2 separate regions of the Homo sapiens genome follow, and region 1 is linked to region 2. Evidence: chromatin contacts called from ENCODE Hi-C or POLR2A ChIA-PET data. All regions are on one chromosome and are shown on one strand. Each heading gives the region's core, a stretch centred on a gene start or an enhancer-like site at or near the end of the contact. The rest is flanking DNA. Distances are from core to core; before and after follow the strand shown.

Region 1 (4,021 bases), core at 678-3,177, 110 kb before region 2:
GCACAGAACATTTTGAGATTTGTTTTCTCAGTAGTTCCTTACAATTCCCATATTGTAGGTAATGACAGTTTTACTGCCAAAGAAATAAAAACATAAAGTGACTGCCTAAGAGTCACATGGTTTATGGCAGAACTAGGACTCAAGCCCAGTTCTTCTGAAATCCAAATCCAGGCCACTTTCACCCATGCCCTCGTGGTGCCCAGCCCTGTGCCTCATAACCCGGGTGCTGAGGTGGAGCAGCTCCCATCCAGGTCCCAAGATAGGCTCCCACTGCTCCAGACGTCCCCATGGATCGCCCCCCAAGCAAAGGACCTCCTGCCAGCAGCTCCGGGAAGGGGCTCTGCAGAGAGCCCTTTGGAAGCCAGAGCAGAAAGGAAACAGGTACCTGCTGGACAACTGGGCCTCCTTCCAAGTCAGATTCCTTCCAGGACAAAGCTGCTCTCCTTCACCCAGCACACCACTGTCACCTCCTCACAGAGGAGAAACATCTTTGTTCTTCCATCTCAAAAGAGCTGGCTTTGCTGATATGATAAGCCCCAAAGAGCGAGTCGGCCTCATCAGCAGTTTTTCCTCCTCCCTCCTCCCCATTCTTCCTGGTGCATCATCTTCCAAGGTGACACATAAATTTTGGCTTTGGCAGGACTCCTGCCTGTTGGGGATCAGGAAGTTCACTTTGACCTCCTAAGTCTCTATGTTGACACGTCCTTTCCTATAAACACATAAGAATTGAGAGGGGATATGATGATTTCAGAGATAGAAAATTGATCTCTAACCAAATTTCACATCTTAAGAAGGCCTGTGACTCTGGGACCACGGGTACCATGTTGAGAAGGGTTCCACCCAGTGGTCATGAGCACGGACCTTGTTCTCAGACCTGATTCCTCCAGGCAGGTTATTTGACATTTATGAACCTCAGTGTTCTCTGAAATGGGGATCATCCCCTGACTTCTGAGGGCAGTTAAATGAGATCAAGCATGTAAAGCTCTTAGCACCAAGCCTGGTGTATGGTGTGTGCTCCATGCATGCTGTGCTGGTTCTTACCGGGTGCCAGAGCTTGTGGAGAAAGCAGCATGAGCCATCCTGCTTCCCTGCGACCCTCCAGAACCAGCAGCCCAATGTAAGGGGCCACATTAAGTATCAGAGAGGGAGAAAGGATCATTTTCATTTACTCAGCATCTCCCAGATATCAAGGACCAGATACCTAAGTATGTTGTCTCATTCAGTTATCATAAAGGCCCTGTGAAGTGAGTTTCTGTTGCGTCTTTCTTGGAAGTTAGAAAATTGAGACTCAGGGCGAGGGGGCAGGTGACAAAGGAATTTCTCCAATGTCATATAGCTAGCAAGAGGCAGTGGTGGGTTTGATGGGCTCCAGAACTCATGTTTGAACTATATGAAAAGAATCAAGGACTTTCCTGCTTTTAAAATTACCCTTTGGGATTCCCTTTCTATCAATAGGTGTTGATTGTTAACAGCAGACCTGAAACCCTCCCTTTTACCAGGAAGTCCAGTGTGTCTCTCCTTTCTCTCCTACCCACTGTCCTCTCACCCACTAGTTAGCAGCCTGAAAATCTTCCTCTTCCTTTGTTCAGCCTTTCCCATGCTGACACCATTTTGACCTTCCAGTGCCCTCTTCCCCGATGTGGTCAACTGCATGCAGACGGACAACCTGGAGCTGAAGAAGCTAGTATACCTCTACTTGATGAATTACGCCAAGAGTCAGCCTGACATGGCCATTATGGCCGTCAACACCTTTGTGAAGGTGAGCAGACGCTTGGTGGGCGTGGGGACATTGGGTGCTTAAGGCTCTGTCTCCCCTCAGTCTCTTTGGGGCGGGGCCCTGTGGCACTGGATGGAGTCCAGACCTTCAGACTGCCCGCGCCCGCCCAGCCTGCAGGCCTCTTCCTCCAGCAGAGGGCTCCCACTCTCCAGAAAATCAGATGCTAAGGACCCTGCGTAACTCATCCTGTGTGAGGTCCTGCCAGGCCTGTTGATCCCCTCACTGCCCTGATTGGACCCTGCCCTGCATGCTTTGCTAGGGCAGGAATCAGCAGGTGCCCGAGAGCTTCTCTGTTGCCCTTACAGACTGCTGCTTTCTCCATTTTCTGTCCTTCAGATTAAATTGTCAGCTCTGTGCACCTATATTTTAATTTTATTTTCTCCTAATGTTCAGTACCTCTGAATTTGTATACCTTTAGAACCTTAGCTCCCCTGAGTCCTGTCCGTGCTCGGATATGGGGAAATGAGGCTTCTGTGGCCCAGTGGAAAGACCGAGGGCTGTGATGCTAGGTGGATGTGGGTTTGAATCACGGCTCTGCTCTGTGGCTTCAGATGAGCTCCTAGCCTTTCTGAGAGCCTCAGTTTCATCATCTATAAAATGGGACCCGTATTGTATTTCTACTGTGAGGATCAGAGGAGATGGTGTGCAGAGCTGGCATGGGTGCTGGTTATATAGCATTTACTTTTGCTGTTGTTGGCTGTAGTTGGTGAAGATCCACAGCAGCCATCTGATGTCGCTCAGCCTAGCAGGGCTCAGAGCTGCAGGCCAGGGAGAATATGAAGCCACAGATGGCTCATCCCACCCCTGCCCTGGCCGATGGCTGGTTCCCCCCAGGACTGTGAGGACCCCAACCCCCTCATCCGAGCCCTGGCAGTGCGGACCATGGGCTGCATCCGCGTTGACAAGATCACAGAGTACCTGTGCGAGCCACTCCGGAAGTGCCTGAAGGACGAGGATCCATATGTGCGCAAGACAGCAGCTGTGTGCGTGGCCAAGCTCCACGACATCAACGCCCAGCTGGTGGAGGACCAGGGCTTCCTGGACACCCTTAAAGACCTCATCTCCGACTCTAACCCCATGGTAAGCCACTGCCACCCACCGTGCTACCTCCACCACCTCCTGGGTTGCTTGGGAAGACATTGGCTTGACTCTTCACCAGGCAGTCCTGAGTACCTAGAAGTCGGAGCCTGGCTGGGGGTGCCAGTTGTTCTTGTGCCTTTTGGTGGTTCAGGCACCCTCTCTGGAGGGAGCTAGACCTAGATTCCCTTCTCCTCACCCTCTGACTAGCTGCGCAACCTGGGGCAAGCTGCCTAGGCTCTCTTTTCTTCATCAGTGAGATGGATCTCATTCTACGTGGCTGGCAGGAGTGCTGTGAAGGTGACGTGCCTGGGATGGCCTGGTAACGGTGCACCATCAATACTAGTGCCCTCCTTCCCCTTCTAGTCACTGTTATTGTTGCTGTCTTCTCACCAAGCCAATATGCTGCATGTGTGGTGCTTTTCCCTTCCCCCATCTTTGTTGGGTTGTAGAGGGTCACCCTTGAAGTAGCATAGCCTGGAAGACAGGACATCAGGATGTAGCTGGATGTGGAACCCCACAGTCCCCTTACCCACAATGGTGGCAGCAGTTTGGAGGGCAGTTTGGCAGGGCCTGTTTAAAATGAATGCACAAACCCAGCCATTCCCCACTCTGAGCAGAAACACTGAGCAACTGCCATACACAGTACTGAGCGGCCAGTACAGGGATGGGTACTGGAGCACTGGATGGTTCACAGAGAAAAGTTGGAAACAATGCAGAACACCCTTAAAAACAGCTGCCTGGGCCGGGTGCAGTGGCTCACGCCTGTAATCCCAGCACTTTGGGAGGCTGAGGTGGGTGGATTACGAGGTCAGGAGATTGAGACCATCCTGGCCAACATGGTGAAACCCCATCTCTACTCAAAATACAAAAATTAGCCGGGTGTGGTGGCATGTGCCTGTAATCCCAGCTACTCAGGAGGCTGAAGCAGGAGAATCACTTGTACCCAGGAAGTCGGAGGTTGCAGTGAGCTAAGACTGCGTCACTGTACTCCAGCCTGGCGACAGAGCTAGACTCCGTCTCAAAAAAAAAAAAAAAAACAGCTGCCTGAGGCCGCGCGCAGTGGCTCATACAGGATTACATGCCTGTAATCCCAGCTATTTGGGAGGCTGAGGCGGGTGGATCACCTGAGGTCAGGAATTCAAGACCAGCCTGGCCAACATAGTG
Region 2 (4,149 bases), core at 164-2,663:
GAGAATTGCTTGAACCCAGGAGGCAGAGGTTGCAGTGAGCTGTGATTGAGCTGTTGCACTCCAGCCTGGGCGATAGAGACTCTGTCTCAATAAAAAAGGAAAAAAACAAAATAAAAATAAACAAAAATATTGGGGAGGCCAGGTGCAGTGGCTCACACTTGTAATCCCAACACCTTGGGAGGCTGAGGTAGGAGGATCACTTGAGGCCAGGAATTTGAGACCAGCCTGGGACACATTGTGAGTTCTTGTCTGTATTTTTTAAAACATAAAATTAAAAAGAAAAATATGGGGAAAAGTGTTTTTAAAATCCACTGTTTGGAACTCCCTCAGACCAGGTGGCCTGATGTTTGCACTGATGACAACCCAGTCTCCTTCAGCCTGGCCTGCCCTCTGCACTCCGGATCTAAGTGTCTGGGCCTGCTGGACAACCCTACTTGGCTGTAACACAGACTCCTCCCGTTGGTCCACAGACAAAACTCAGCCTGCTTGCTTCTCCTGGTTCTCTTTTGCTATTTTAAGTCTCCCTTGACTCCTCACTCCCTTTTGCAGCCAGACCAGCACACAAGTGTCTTTTTGCTCCATCGACGGCTGTCTGTCCTCACTGGCTCCCACCCACTGCCCGGCTCAGTCTCTCACCAGGATGACCACGACAGCCCCCGACCTACTGTCTTTCTGCTTCTCCCATCCATTCGCCATGGCAATCAGAGGGATTCTTTGCAAATAAAAAAAACCTGACCGCATCACTCTGCTGCTTCTAGAGCCTTCAATGCCTCCCCACTGCCCTAGAACAAAGTCCAAATTCCTGAACGTGGCCTCCTACACCCTGAAGGCCTCTTTGGCCTCTGTTCCACTCTCTACCTGTCACAGTGCCACTCCAAGTATTTGCAGCTCCTCAAATATCCGAGGCTCCCTCTTGCCACAGGGCCTTTGCACCTGTTGTACCCTCGCCTCTGCCTGGACACTCCGTGCCTGGTTAATGCACCTTTCAGGCTTCACCTGGCTCCTCCGGGAGGATGCTAAAGTGTAAAGTGTTTATAAAGTTGACAGTCCTGTAGCTGCTGATTATAGGTCTTTTTTCCCTCACCTCACTGTGACCACCCTGAGGGTGGGGACTGTGTCTGAATTGCATCTGTGTAAACAGTGCCCAGCTCCAGGTCTGGTGCCTATGGAGGAGATGCTTGGGGAATGGTAGCTGGTTCTCTGGCCCTAGGAACTTAAAAGTCAGGGCTCCAGTTCCCGCTCTGCCAAGGATTCTCTCTGCCGAGTCGGGCCTCAGTTTCCCTGTCTGAATAAGGGGTGAGAGCTTTGATCCAGGTGGGCAGGCCCAGCACAGTCACTCCAGTTCCTGCAGTGCACTATCATGACCACCAGGTGTCACTGCTGGGCCACAGCCAGAACGCATCTGCAAGCTGCACTAAGGGAGTTGGTTGGTGAAGTGTACATAGGAGCCCTCGGGGACCTTGCCAGCACTGAACCTCATTCCCACCTGTCCCCAACAGAGCTGTTCCCCCAGCCCCCAAAGCTTCATGCAGCCCCCAGCCCAGTGGGTCCCCTCCCAGGCAAGCAGCAAGCAGGGGCAGAAGTGCAGGTAGAAGAGGGGCAGGAAGGTGGGTGGGCAGGGGCCCTGCTACCTCTTGCGGGGAGCCCACAGGTGGTTCTGGGTTCAAGGACTGGTCTAGGGTGGCCAGGGCATCCTGCCGGGGATTCTCATGAAGGGACAGGACTGCCCAATCTCTCCCACCCCTCCTGGACTGGGTGGTAAATGTGTTCCCAGACCAAGGGCCTCTGGGAGAGGCCAGTAATTAGCCTAGGGGAGGCAGAGAGCCAGGCTTGCATGGGTCTATCTGATCCCAGCTCAGCTCATGTCCATACTGGCAGTATTAAGAGACTCTGGAGCTACGGAGGATGGGTATGGGGTAGGAGGAGATTCAGGACAGCAGGGGCCAGGAGAGGCTAACTGGAGAGGTAGCAGGGCACCAGAAGTCATGGGCAGACACAGGGGAAGACTCGTGCAGGGTAGGGGGCTCCCACGGCTGTATCCATCACTGACCCCACAATCAAGAACTAAGAGGGCAAGGCAGGCACTGGGTGCCACCCACATCCTCACTAACTTGTGACTGCCAGGAAGTAGGGTGTCCCAGCCAGACTGCATGTGGAGGGGGAGTCACAATCCCCCCCACCGCCAAAAAGAGCTTCCTAGTTGTCTCTCTCTCCTGAAGGAGTGTCTGCCTCCACTCTGTCCATTTTCCAGATGTCTCCCCTGTCAGTGATGGTTTCCAGATCCCTGTGTCGTGGGGCTTTTGGGTATGGTATGTTTTAGGGTCCTCGTCTTTCCCCCACGTCTCTTGGGTGAGTAGATTTCTAGGTCCTAACCCGAAAATCCCTCCCCTGCAATGATTTTCAATGATTGTGAAGGTTTCTATTTTCTTTTCTTTTCTTTTTTTTTTTTTGAGACAGAGTCTCGTTCCGTCGCCCAGGCTGGAGTGCAGTGGCGCGATCTCTGCTCACTGCAACCTCTGCCTCCTGGGTTCAAGCGATTCCCCTGCCTCAGCCTCCTGAATAGCTAGGACTACAGGTGCGTACCACCATGTCCAGCTAATTTTTGTATTTTTAGCCCAAACCTTTAAGGCTAATTTTGTATTTTTGTATTTTTTTGTATTTTAGAGATGGGGGTTTTGCCATGTTGGCCAGGCTGGTCTCAAACTCCTGACCTCAAGTTATCTACCCGCCTCGGCCTCCAAGAGTGCTGGGATTACAGGTAGGAGCCACGGCATCCCGGACGATTGTGAAGGTTTCTAGGACCCCACATTAATCATGAGATTTTGCGGTGTGTGGTTTCTAGTTCCCCCTTCTTGTCCCCTTCTCATTTACTCTGTCTCCTGTATATGTGAGAGTTTCTAGGCTTCCCTTCTCATCCATCATGGGTCTCCTATGTATGTGATGGTGTCTAGGACCTTGTGTAAACTATAGGTCCTTTAAGTATAGAGGAGTCTAGGTCACCTGGCCTCATTAACCACATCAAACGTGTACATAGCAGTTTCGAGGCGTCTCTTCACAGGCTTCATGAATTTCCGATGTGTATGGTGGTATCTAGTTCCCTGTCCTTTTTACCACGTGGCTCCTATGTACCTCATCATTTCTAGGCCCCTTTCCTAGGTCCTCTATCCCATTCTCCTGTGTAGATATTGTCTTCATTCTTCCCTTTGTTCTGCAGACAAGGGAGCAAGCTAAGCCTTGGCTGGGAGGGGGCTATGGAGGCAGGGGATGCAGTCTGGCCTGGGTCAGCCCAAACCACCCAGGAGGAAAAGGCAGAGCCACCCTGGCCTGGAAAGGCCACAGAGGGAAGGTGGAGACAGGGACAGAGACTGAGACAGAAGGCATGGGGTCTGCTGATAGGGCTGGCCCTGCCCGGTTGGGAGCAACAAGATGGGGGAAGGAGTTGGGGCTGATAATTGCCAAGGCTCCTGCCTGGGAGACCAGGCTGTAGTGGGGATGTGGATGGGATGCTCCCACTCCCAGGGCCTCCTGGGGAGGGAATACTCTCTTGAGCATGTAGGGCTGAGAAGGCAGGGAGAGGCCAGTGCCAGGCCAGAGCTTACCCAGTGGCTCTTCTCACCAGGGTCTCCCTTAGGGCCAGGTTCCCCCTGCAAGGAGAGACAGAGATAGCAGCAGTGAGGAAGGCAAGGAGACAGAAAGGGACGGGAAAAAAAGAGGGAGGAAAAAGAGCGGGGAAAGGGAGAGAAACTTAGAGAAACAGAAAGTAGCTTGTATTGGATACAAAGCAAAAACCAACTGATTGAAGGCAACGGAAAGTAATAAAAAGCAGACAGACACTGGAGAATATTCAACCCTTAAAAGAAGGGAATGGCATTGGGTAAAATCCATGTATTTACAGCTTTTCCTCAGAGGGTGCACCTCAGCCCCATCAGCCTGGCAAAACAAGAGCTCAAGCAGAAAGTTTCAGTTTTATTGGCCTCAGGAATCAGAGGTTGAGGTTGCCAGAGAAGCAAGAAATTGATGAGAAATACTGGGAAGCAGGGAGCTACAAGTGGGGGAACTAAATCTGCATAAATGTTCCTTTCTGACGCTTGGATGGTCCCTGGATTGACCAATCACAGGGCAATACTCCAAGGAGCCCAGAGGGGGAGA

The links. A loop is a pair of places that touch in the nucleus more often than their neighbours do. ChIA-PET counts read pairs that join two places held with the same protein, here RNA polymerase II (POLR2A). Pooled maps may share reads with other maps.
Region 1: a pooled map shows a loop between it and region 2 (2.2-fold over the local background). The contact joins two enhancer-like sites. A Hi-C loop is called at or near these places in 1 of 50 pooled maps. POLR2A ChIA-PET finds 5 or more read pairs at or near these places in 5 of 52 experiments (AG04449, GM12878, HepG2 and 2 more).

What each region holds. Positions count from the first base shown.
Region 1 is chr22:29,357,562-29,361,582 of GRCh38, reverse strand. AP1B1 (adaptor related protein complex 1 subunit beta 1) reads left to right here. Exons shown (of 23, transcript NM_001127.4): 4 at 1,624-1,759; 5 at 2,612-2,857. Among named protein-coding and RNA genes, the nearest start is that of SNORD125, 26 kb to the right of the region's middle. Within about 2 kb of position 1,927, at least 3 of the 41 ENCODE cell types and tissues checked have a DNase peak (open chromatin) inside an H3K27ac peak, as active enhancers do.
Region 2 is chr22:29,242,940-29,247,088 of GRCh38, reverse strand. It overlaps EMID1 (EMI domain containing 1), which reads right to left. Exons shown (of 15, transcript NM_133455.4): 13 at 3,600-3,644. Among named protein-coding and RNA genes, the nearest start is that of RHBDD3, 23 kb to the left of the region's middle. Within about 2 kb of position 1,413, at least 2 of the 41 ENCODE cell types and tissues checked have a DNase peak (open chromatin) inside an H3K27ac peak, as active enhancers do.